Linked DNA regions of Mus musculus: regions 1 and 3 are each linked to region 2. Evidence: chromatin contacts called from ENCODE Hi-C or POLR2A ChIA-PET data. All regions are on one chromosome and are shown on one strand. Each heading gives the region's core, a stretch centred on a gene start or an enhancer-like site at or near the end of the contact. The rest is flanking DNA. Distances are from core to core; before and after follow the strand shown.

Evidence for each region. A loop is a pair of places that touch in the nucleus more often than their neighbours do. ChIA-PET counts read pairs that join two places held with the same protein, here RNA polymerase II (POLR2A).
Region 1: POLR2A ChIA-PET joins it to region 2 with 12 read pairs in embryonic stem cell. The contact joins the promoter of Actb here to the enhancer-like site in region 2. POLR2A ChIA-PET finds 5 or more read pairs at or near these places in 4 of 5 experiments (Patski and embryonic stem cell).
Region 3: a map of T-helper 2 cell shows a loop between it and region 2 (2.3-fold over the local background). The contact joins two enhancer-like sites. A Hi-C loop is called at or near these places in 5 of 37 maps with a recorded cell type or tissue (T-helper 17 cell, T-helper 2 cell, gastrocnemius and 1 more). POLR2A ChIA-PET finds 5 or more read pairs at or near these places in 1 of 5 experiments (embryonic stem cell).

The regions. Positions count from the first base shown.
Region 1 is chr5:142,905,210-142,908,601 of GRCm38, reverse strand. It overlaps Actb (actin, beta), which reads left to right and starts at 1,848. Exons shown (of 6, transcript NM_007393.5): 1 at 1,848-1,950; 2 at 2,910-3,038; 3 at 3,126-3,365. The coding sequence starts at 2,916.
Region 2 is chr5:142,781,802-142,785,323 of GRCm38, reverse strand. The region is part of intron 4 of Tnrc18 (trinucleotide repeat containing 18); the gene reads left to right. Among named protein-coding and RNA genes, the nearest start is that of Gm31365, 29 kb to the left of the region's middle. Within about 2 kb of position 2,108, at least 1 of the 3 ENCODE cell types and tissues checked has a DNase peak (open chromatin) inside an H3K27ac peak, as active enhancers do; it is heart, where a contact is called at or near this core.
Region 3 is chr5:142,878,238-142,881,650 of GRCm38, reverse strand. Fbxl18 (F-box and leucine-rich repeat protein 18) reads left to right here. Exons shown (of 5, transcript NM_001033312.3): 4 at 2,775-2,993. Among named protein-coding and RNA genes, the nearest start is that of Fbxl18, 15 kb to the left of the region's middle. Within about 2 kb of position 1,735, at least 1 of the 3 ENCODE cell types and tissues checked has a DNase peak (open chromatin) inside an H3K27ac peak, as active enhancers do; it is heart, where a contact is called at or near this core.

The DNA of each region.
Region 1 (3,392 bases), core at 599-3,098, 120 kb before region 2:
GCCTGCCCCTTGACCAGTCCCAGGACTGAGAGGTGACAAAGTGGCAACACAGGTCCTGCCTGGGAATCTGGTCTGCTCTAACCTAGTAAAGCTGTCTGGTGTCACCCAAGAGGCTCCCTCCACATCCTGCACCCCTGATGGCTGATGGCATCTTTCTCCCTTGCACCCCACCAGGGTTCTCCTGGGAATACTCTGGGCTCTCCTTATTGACAGGCAGCATTTGCCCTGCCCCACCCCCACCTGTGACTTGCAGGACTGGCAGGTCCTTGGGCAGCTGGCAAACTGCCTGAGCAACTGAGAAATACAAGGCCAGGGCCAGGGCAGTCCTGTCCCCCGGAGGCAGGGAGGAGACTGCCTGGGAAAGTTCTCTCAGGGTTGGTGACTGCAGAAGACTTTTGTCAAATTTTTTTTTTTTTTTTGGTGGGAAAGATAACTAGGGGTGTGTTTCCAGTTCACAGCATATGCTGGGGTGATGGTCACCTCTTCCAGACAAGGCCTCAGCAACTTCAAAATGCCCTGCCACCAGCCAAGAACAAGGAAGCTGGCCACTGTAGTCCATATATGGATGAAGCCTTCTTTGGTTTCAACACCTACACTTTGTGAGCCAGTGAACACCTACCTATGCATGCACTGAGGCACGGCAGGCCCAGAGCATCTCACCTGAAGCACCCTTCTTGCCTAAATCCAGCTTTCTGTCACACTCTCCCAGAAGGTGCGTGTCCTTCTAAGCTAAGCTGAGGGATCCGGCCCTCAACCCTGACCCCGTGTGTAGCTCTCAGCCAAATAGCTGGCTTGCTAAGTAGAACACTGGTACTTAGGTGAGGGGGACAGGGGCTGCTTCTCTCTGGAGGATTTGGGGCTCCGGTGACCACCAACTTTTCCCTGAGCAGCTTGTCACTCCCAGAATCCCCACGGCTGGCAGATGGACTAGTGCACAACTCAGCTGTGGCTGCACATAATAAATAGAGGATAGATGGTGGGCCCCAGCCCAGCGATGTCTGGCAGTCACCCAGAGACACTAGCTAACGGCCCAGGCTTAGTCTTGCCTGGGTGTGATCAGGCAGTTCTCCAAAAGTGCCTGACTCCATGAGAAGTTTTGTTTGTTCTATTGAGCACAGTTCCTTTCTAGATCCGGGGCAGGGGATATCTGGAGGCATCTTCTTGCAACACCTCCAGTTATTGGACCACTGGGGCTCGCCCTATGCTTGGGATAGGATGGCCTTGAGTCTCTAAGAGGTCAAGATCCATGAAAACCTCTCCAACCAGAGTTCTGCTTCCAAGTTGAACCCCAACACACCTAGCAAATTAGAACCACAGCAGAAGGGGCCCCCCCGGATCTGGCTTTCCGGCTATTGCTAGCAATTGCTAGCAAGGGGGAGTGACTCTCTGTCCATTCAATCCAGGCCCCGCGTGTCCCTCAAACAAGAGGCCACACAAATAGGGTCCGGGCCTCGATGCTGACCCTCATCCACTTAAGTGCTCGATATCCACGTGACATCCACACCCAGAGGGTCCTGGGGTGGTTGGGTGACCCCCAGAATGCAGGCCTAGTAACCGAGACATTGAATGGGGCAGTGTCCACAAGGGCGGAGGCTATTCCTGTACATCTGGGCCTACGGAGCCAGCACCCATCGCCAAAACTCTTCATCCTCTTCCTCAATCTCGCTTTCTCTCTCGCTTTTTTTTTTTTTCTTCTTCTTTTTTTTTTTTTTTTTCAAAAGGAGGGGAGAGGGGGTAAAAAAATGCTGCACTGTGCGGCGAGGCCGGTGAGTGAGCGACGCGGAGCCAATCAGCGCCCGCCGTTCCGAAAGTTGCCTTTTATGGCTCGAGTGGCCGCTGTGGCGTCCTATAAAACCCGGCGGCGCAACGCGCAGCCACTGTCGAGTCGCGTCCACCCGCGAGCACAGCTTCTTTGCAGCTCCTTCGTTGCCGGTCCACACCCGCCACCAGGTAAGCAGGGACGCCGGGCCCAGCGGGCCTTCGCTCTCTCGTGGCTAGTACCTCACTGCAGGGTCCTGAGGATCACTCAGAACGGACACCATGGGCGGGTGGAGGGTGGTGCCGGGCCGCGGAGCGGACACTGGCACAGCCAACTTTACGCCTAGCGTGTAGACTCTTTGCAGCCACATTCCCGCGGTGTAGACACTCGTGGGCCCGCTCCCGCTCGGTGCGTGGGGCTTGGGGACACACTAGGGTCGCGGTGTGGGCATTTGATGAGCCGGTGCGGCTTGCGGGTGTTAAAAGCCGTATTAGGTCCATCTTGAGAGTACACAGTATTGGGAACCAGACGCTACGATCACGCCTCAATGGCCTCTGGGTCTTTGTCCAAACCGGTTTGCCTATTCGGCTTGCCGGGCGGGCGGGCGGGCGGGCGGGCGCGGCAGGGCCGGCTCGGCCGGGTGGGGGCTGGGATGCCACTGCGCGTGCGCTCTCTATCACTGGGCATCGAGGCGCGTGTGCGCTAGGGAGGGAGCTCTTCCTCTCCCCCTCTTCCTAGTTAGCTGCGCGTGCGTATTGAGGCTGGGAGCGCGGCTGCCCGGGGTTGGGCGAGGGCGGGGCCGTTGTCCGGAAGGGGCGGGGTCACAGTGGCACGGGCGCCTTGTTTGCGCTTCCTGCTGGGTGTGGTCGCCTCCCGCGCGCGCACAAGCCGCCCGTCGGCGCAGTGTAGGCGGAGCTTGCGCCCGTTTGGGGAGGGGGCGGAGGTCTGGCTTCCTGCCCTAGGTCCGCCTCCGGGCCAGCGTTTGCCTTTTATGGTAATAATGCGGCCGGTCTGCGCTTCCTTTGTCCCCTGAGCTTGGGCGCGCGCCCCCTGGCGGCTCGAGCCCGCGGCTTGCCGGAAGTGGGCAGGGCGGCAGCGGCTGCTCTTGGCGGCCCCGAGGTGACTATAGCCTTCTTTTGTGTCTTGATAGTTCGCCATGGATGACGATATCGCTGCGCTGGTCGTCGACAACGGCTCCGGCATGTGCAAAGCCGGCTTCGCGGGCGACGATGCTCCCCGGGCTGTATTCCCCTCCATCGTGGGCCGCCCTAGGCACCAGGTAAGTGACCTGTTACTTTGGGAGTGGCAAGCCTGGGGTTTTCTTGGGGATCGATGCCGGTGCTAAGAAGGCTGTTCCCTTCCACAGGGTGTGATGGTGGGAATGGGTCAGAAGGACTCCTATGTGGGTGACGAGGCCCAGAGCAAGAGAGGTATCCTGACCCTGAAGTACCCCATTGAACATGGCATTGTTACCAACTGGGACGACATGGAGAAGATCTGGCACCACACCTTCTACAATGAGCTGCGTGTGGCCCCTGAGGAGCACCCTGTGCTGCTCACCGAGGCCCCCCTGAACCCTAAGGCCAACCGTGAAAAGATGACCCAGGTCAGTATCCCGGGTAACCCTTCTCTT
Region 2 (3,522 bases), core at 859-3,358:
ACTTGCCCATCGTGGCTGCTATTGAAACTTTGATTGCCTTTCCCATTATCCACATAGATGTGTAGAGTGCAGGAGAGGAGAACGAAGAAAAAGACCATTATTGTTTCCCCAGCACCCCAAACACTTTCCCGGCTCTCCCTGAATTCATTTTCCCATGCAATTTGTGTCTACCTGTGGAGCGGCTAGCGTGGCACAGCCTTGGTCTTACGCTCGCTCCCGCAGCACAGTGTGGGTTGTTTCTCCCGAGATGTCAGAATCTTTACAAGTATCATTTTTTTTACGGCCTTTAATATTCTGTGGAGAGCACACAGCAGCAGGTACTGTAGTTAGGTCTCCATTCCCCGGTGGGCATTTTCAGTCTTTGCCTGCTCTCTTTTGTGTGGAGAACGCTGTGTGGAATATTTTTGCACGTAAGCACCTCTGTGCTGTGTTGAGTCGCTTTGTTCTGTCCTAGGGATTCCTAGGAATAGACCAACCGTAAGCCTTCCAGTGGGGTAGAGCCCGGTGTTGACTCATTCAGTGCCTCTTGGGGTCCAGTCAGCGCGGGGCCTGGAGCATGGAGGGTGCTGGGGAACCAGGTGAATGAATGAATGAATGAATGAATGAAAGAATGAATGAATGCTTTTGAATAGTAAGAGGCGGCTTCCTGACAGGCTTTAGTGAATCTTTTTTAACTGGAAAACAAAACAAAACAAAACAAAAACCAAAACCACAAGAAAACAAAACCAAAACTGTATGTGCATGTGTGTCATATGTGTGTCACATGTGTGTTAGTGCCCACAGAGCTGAGAAATGGGCCTCACATCCCTTTCACCTGCTGAGCCATCAATGGCACCCAACTTGCTGCTGCTGCTTTTGTAAAATGATTGTTTATTATCAGTTGTGTGTGCGCACACGCAAGCGGGTGTGCGCATGGGCATGAGTGTCTGAACGTGTGCTTGCTGTGTGCAGATAGGGAGGACAGAGAAAAACTTCCTAAAGTTGATTCTCCTCCTGCAGGGCTCAGGGGGCCAAATTCAGGTCGGCAAGCTTGTGTGGCAAGCAGTTGTGGCCACCGGATTATTTCGCTCAGCTTACTTTTTTTTGTCCCTTTCATTTTCCTGTCTGTCTGTCTGTCTGCCTGTCTGGCTATTTGTCTACCTGTCATGTCTTTGTGTGTCTGTCTATCGTGTGTGTGTGTGTGTGTGTGTGTGTGTGTGTGTGTGTGACAGACAGACAGACAGACAGACAGACAGACAGAGTTCCTGTGAGTATCTGGGCATTTGTGTGCCATGTGCCTATTTTAAGGTCAGAGGACAATCTGGGTGTCAGTCCTTGCTGTCTACCTTGTTTACGGCAGGGCCTCACACAGTTTCTTACTGTGTCCACCAGGCTGCCAGGTTTGTGGGCTTTTGGGGGACTCCCCAGCCTTTGCCTCCTATTTCATTGTAAGAGCTCCGACATGGGATCTGAACTGCTGTCCTTGGCCATGCACAGCAAGCACTGTATCTGTTGAGCCATCTCCCCCCCCCGTCCCCCTTTTTTTTGTTGTTTTGAGATGAGGTCTTGTTATAGCCAAGGCTGAGGCAAACTACCCTCAACCTTGTTACCCTAAGTGCTGCCGTTGCGGGTTTTAGCTACCACACTGGACTTGTTTGTTTGTTTTTTTCTTCAAGACAGGGTTTCTGTGTATATCCCTGGCTGTCCTGGAACTCACTTTGTAGACCAGGCTGGCCTCGAACTCAGAAATCCGCCTGCCTCTGCCTCCGGAGTGCTGGGATTAAAGGTGTGCGCCACCATACCCGGCCTGGGCTTGTTTCTTTTAATTCACAGTGAGGTTGAATCTTTCCCCAGAGCTTGGTAAGTTGGTCGGTGTCCTTGAGTCCTTGTGTATTTTGGAGACTGATCTTCAACATGTTTATTGAGCCCTGTACCGTGTCAGCTAAGGGCAGAGCCTGCTGCCGTGCTGAGGGCCTTGTGGGTCCAGGCATTGAAACTGCTCGGGTGTACCCTGGTGATGTCATGGCAGGCTGAGTGACGGCCCAGAAAAGATCACGTCCAGCTGGTCCTTGCTTGTGCAACATCTCAAGCCAGGCAGGCATTGTTCCATGTCCCCAGCCTCTTAGACCACAGCCCAGGGTCACCTACCAGGAAAAGATGCTCCCATGCGATTTCCAGACTAGACACCCATACCTGTATCTCCTGCCATCTCCTGGGTTCCTCCCCTCTCCTCCCCTCCCCTCCCCTGCCTGCCTCCTGCTGCCTTCTGGGTTTTGTGGTCTTTGCTAGCAGCCCCTTCTGTGGCCTCTCCCCTGGAATCCTCTAAGGCTTATTTCCCAGACAACCTAGCAAGGCCAGGTGTTCTGTCTCACTCTGACCCATTTGTAATGTCAGAGCAGGCTTCTGGGACACGCCCTGCCCCCGGGAGGTGCAGTGCTGTGCCTGGGTCTATTTGCCTGCGCTATTGTTATTTTTCTGGAGATGGGGGTTTCATTATGGAGCCCTGATGAGGAAAAAACTCACTACACAGAGCAGGTTGGGCTTGAATTCACAGAGACACTCCTGTCTCTGCACAAGTTAAAGGCCTGTGCTGTCACTCCCCTCCCCCTCCCCCCCATCCTGCTCAGCTCAGCGGTGTCTCTCTTTGCATCACCCAGTGCTCCAGCTGGCCTATGCCTGTTTCCTGGTAGAACACTCCTTATCCATTGTTGACTGTGCCCAGGTGTCCCTAAGGCGTCTGAGACTTTGGACTTTGAATCAGGATGTGTTCCCTGTGTGCCCTGTCTTTGAATTCCCCCAGCGTGGAAGTCTAAGGAACTGGTGCTGAGTGGATGTTTGCTGACTGACTAACCGATCCTTTTGCTTTGGGAGGGATACCTAGCCCCGGAAGCTGGTCCTCTGATGATGGGGGTTTGCAGCAGCACCTGGTTATTCTGGGATTGAATGACAGGGGACAAGTTTTCTAGTCTGAATAGGGTTCTGTGACATGGTAGGGTATTCCTTTGTATTTAGGGTGGTTCATGACTTAGTGTCCAGAATACCTGTGCCCAAAAGAGTCGTAAGTGCATGTGGAAAGAGAAGAGGATGTGGTTGACATTTGGGTCGAGGAAGTTATTTGTTATCTGATGCTTTTTTTTTTTTTTCCCACTGTTGGGAATGAAAACCTGTTTCATGTATGCTACATACTGGCTATAATTTTGCCAGTATCCAGCCCCTCACCAGGGATTCTAGGCAGGGGCTCTACCACTGAGCCACGCCCCCAGCCCCTCATTGGGGGATTCTAGGCAGAGCTCTACCACTGAGCCACACCCCCAGCCCCTCACTGGGGGAATCTAGGCAGAGCTCTACCACTGAGCCACGCCCCCAGCCCCTCATTGGGGGATTCTAGGCAGAGCTCTACCACTGAGCCACACCCCCAGCCCCTCACTGGGGGAATCTAGGCAGAGCTCTACCACTGAGCCACGCCCCCAGCCCCTCACTGGGGGATTCTAGGCAGAGCTCTACCACTGAGCCACGCCCCCAGCCCCTCACTGGGGGATTCTA
Region 3 (3,413 bases), core at 486-2,985, 97 kb before region 2:
CAGTCTGGGCTAGAGTAAGACCCTGTCTTCAAAAGCAACAACAGCTCCCACCCCAACAAACAAAAACCCAACCAGATAGAGACTGCATGTCTGACATCCCAGCACTCTGCGGGTAGAGGCAGTTCAGGGTTATCCCTGGCTTCATAGTGACTTTGAAGCCTGCCTGGGCTACACAAATCCTATTGTTAGCAACAACAAAGACAACACAGATGTAAGCCTTGGGTTCCCCTCTGCATTTGTGGAAACTTTGTAGCTGTAGCAGGCAAACTACAGCAGCGGCCCCTCCTCCCTTTCACAACCGCCTTCCGCAGTTCCCAGGCGGACAGATGAATGAATGCCTTCCTCCCTGGCTGCATCTGTGTAGTCACCAGTCATCGGGCCTCCCTCCCTCCGTTTCCCCTGCTTCCTTTGTGGTGTCTCTCACACCTTTGTCTTCCTGTGCCTGGCCTGTCACACCCCTGGCCTTTCCTGAAGCCACAGTTAGCGCATGCATAGTCATTGTTTGCCTGAAAGGCAAATGTGTAGAGATCCTGGCTGAGCCTGAAGCTCAGTCAGTAGAGGCCTTCCATCCTCAGTACCATCTGTATAAACTGGGTGTGCTAGGATACCTGCGAAGCCAGCCCGGGGGGATGGGCAGAGGGAGGAGGGTCAGAAATTCAAGTTAATGCTTAGCTACGTAGTTTGGGCCCGGCTGGGCTGTGTGAGACTGTCTTGTTTCAAAAAAAGAAAGAGGAGAAAGGAAAGATGGATCAGAGAATGCTGCTGTTTGGCGGATGACCTCTGCTGGCTACTGCTGTCGCCTACTTCCTTTGGTTTTATAGATTCAAGGAACCCAGGGGAGCCTTTGAATCTTTTAGAGCCAAGATCTTTCTAGATCTTCTGCTCCCCCTGCACCGTCCCCCCATGTTTGTTTCCCGCCTGTCCATCAAACCTTGTGTTTTTGCAGTAGGCATGGTGGTGAACACCTCTGATCCCTGCTCTCAGGAGGTTGAACTGGAAGACTGGGTTCCAGGCCAGCCTGGGCTGTATATTGGTTTGTCCCGAGAGCCAGCATCCTTTGCAGAGGCAGGACCATGTGTGCATCACAGGAGCCCTGCAAGCCTGGAGATGAATTCGTCTTGTGGGTCTTCCCCAGAGCTTGATCACAGTTCATGTGGCATCTCTGCCCGGGCTCCAGCCTGCGCCTGTCTGCTGTGTAAGGTACTGCCTGTTCTGAACACACAGGCTGCCAGAACACAGCCAAATGGCCCCGTTCCTCTGGATTGCTGCCTTCTGAGGCAGGCGTGCCCAGAGATGCTGCAGTAGGTGGCAGGAGCTAGCTATAGGCTCAGGAGGCTTTGTGTGCTCTGGGCTTGCTTCCTGGGTTTATGGGGGCTTAAAGGACACCTTTATTTACCTGGGGATGGTGGTGGTGTTCTGGTGGCAGCCCTGGGAATCCCAGGCTCACCTACTACCACCTCCACCCCAGCCTACCATGAACCTGAGCTGGTACCAGCCTGGCTCCCTGTGGGGTGGAGGTGCCACAAGGACAGGTTGTTCTAGATGTGGGTTTGGAGTGCACCCCTATGGCGAGAGGATCACGTGTCAGGCAGAAAAGGGTGCCACCTTTCCCACACTGGAGGCGGAGTATTCCCCTGAGTCACCCTAGGCTGCCTGGGTGGAAGCAAGAGCCACTTGAGCCAGGCCTGGCACAGTCTCAGGGGTACCTTCTCCCTCATCCCCCCTGGCTCAGAGTACAGCATCAGAGGGGAGAGGTGCAGTCATCTCAGAGCAGCATGTCCTTGCTGGCTGGTAGTTTGAGCCAGCTGGGAAGACGTGGAGGTGGAACGTGGCCCAATCTGGGTGGGTCCCATTTCCTTGTTCTCTGCCTACCCTCAGATGTCAGATGGTACCCACATTAGATAGTTCCCCGGCAGTGCTGGGTGCTAACCAGCCTTGTTCACGGGGGAGAGGGTAAGGGCTCATTGGCCCCACAATTGGAGGGTGACTGGTTGACCTCTGTGACACATAACATCTTTTAGGGCAAAGTTCTGTAAGTGGCTATCTACTTAGAAAAAGGTTTGAAAGTATGTATAGGACACAGTGTGTAACTAAGCCCCAGGATACCTGGGCTTTAGTGCAAGTCCATACTGCCACCTAGTGGTGGAGGTGGCAGCTACTGCTGCCTGGCACTGGGCTTCCACCCCGTGCTGTTAGGAGCATTGGGATGGGCTGGCTGGTTATCTCTCTCTCTCTTCTCTCTCTCTCTCTCCTCTCTCTCTCTTTCTCTCTCTCTCCTCTCTCTCCTCTCTCTCTCTCTCTCTCTCTCTCTCTCTCTCTCTCTGCTGCTCATGACCCTGCATCCCTCTTACCTGCCACTTTCTCACCCTGCGAAGCTATGGCAGAAGGAAACTAAATTCAGGGCTGGCCAGGACACCGGAGCGAGACCCCATCTAAGATTTAAAATCCAAAGGGCTGGGCATACGGTTCTGTGGTGAAGTGCTTGCCTAGTGTATGTGTGGTCTAAGTTCAGTTCCCAGCGTTGAAAATAAAAGTCCAGGTGGCTGATCTATCTCTGCCATCAGATCGGCTCCCTAGGGCAGTTGCATGTAAGTCCCCTAAGGCCAGCAGGTGTGGCTGTGGCTGTATGAGAACTGGGGGGGGGGGGGGGGTTTGGGGGGAGGGCATACTGAAGATGGGATGTGATAGCCTTGAGCTGGCAGGTCTGTAGGCAGTGGCTAGCCTCACTCATCCCTGGAGTCAAGTCCCTAGAGCTCACACCCATCTCTCTGCAGGTTGGAGCAGCCCTACTTCAACGCCAACGCTCAGTTCTTCCAGGCACTGGGCCAGTGCTCGTCTCTGCAGCGCCTGTGCCTGGTATCTCGCAGCGGCACCCTGCAGCCAGATGCCGTGCTGGCCTTTATGGCCCGTTGCCTGCAGGTCGTCATGTGTCACATGTTCACCGGAGAATCCCTTACCACCTGCAAGAGCCTGCAGCAGTCGCTCCTCCGGAGGTGAGTGGCAAGGCCTGGCAGCTGACCGGGAGGTCTCAGACAGTACTGCTGTCCCCAGGACTCAGTGTCCTCAGCCCGTTACCGACTTTGAGGAGATGGAGCACCAGATTCTAGCAGCATGATCAGAGGGCCTGGCCTGCTGCAGGGGACTAGTTCCCATGGATAGTCTCTGGTCTCAGCCATGGAAGGCTGAGACAGAAAGAGCCCAGGAGTTAGGGCTAGCCTCAGGTACAGAGTTTATCCTGGAGTCTAGAAGCCAAAGTTTGAGTTTACTGTGTCTGATGTGGGCCCAAGAAAGACTTCTTGACCCTTCCTTCCTTCATCCTTGTAAAGGCTGGACTCCCGGCAATTCAGAAGCTGAGGCAGAACTGGGAATTTGGAATACTTGGTGAATTCAAGGCAAGCTTGGCCTATAAGCAA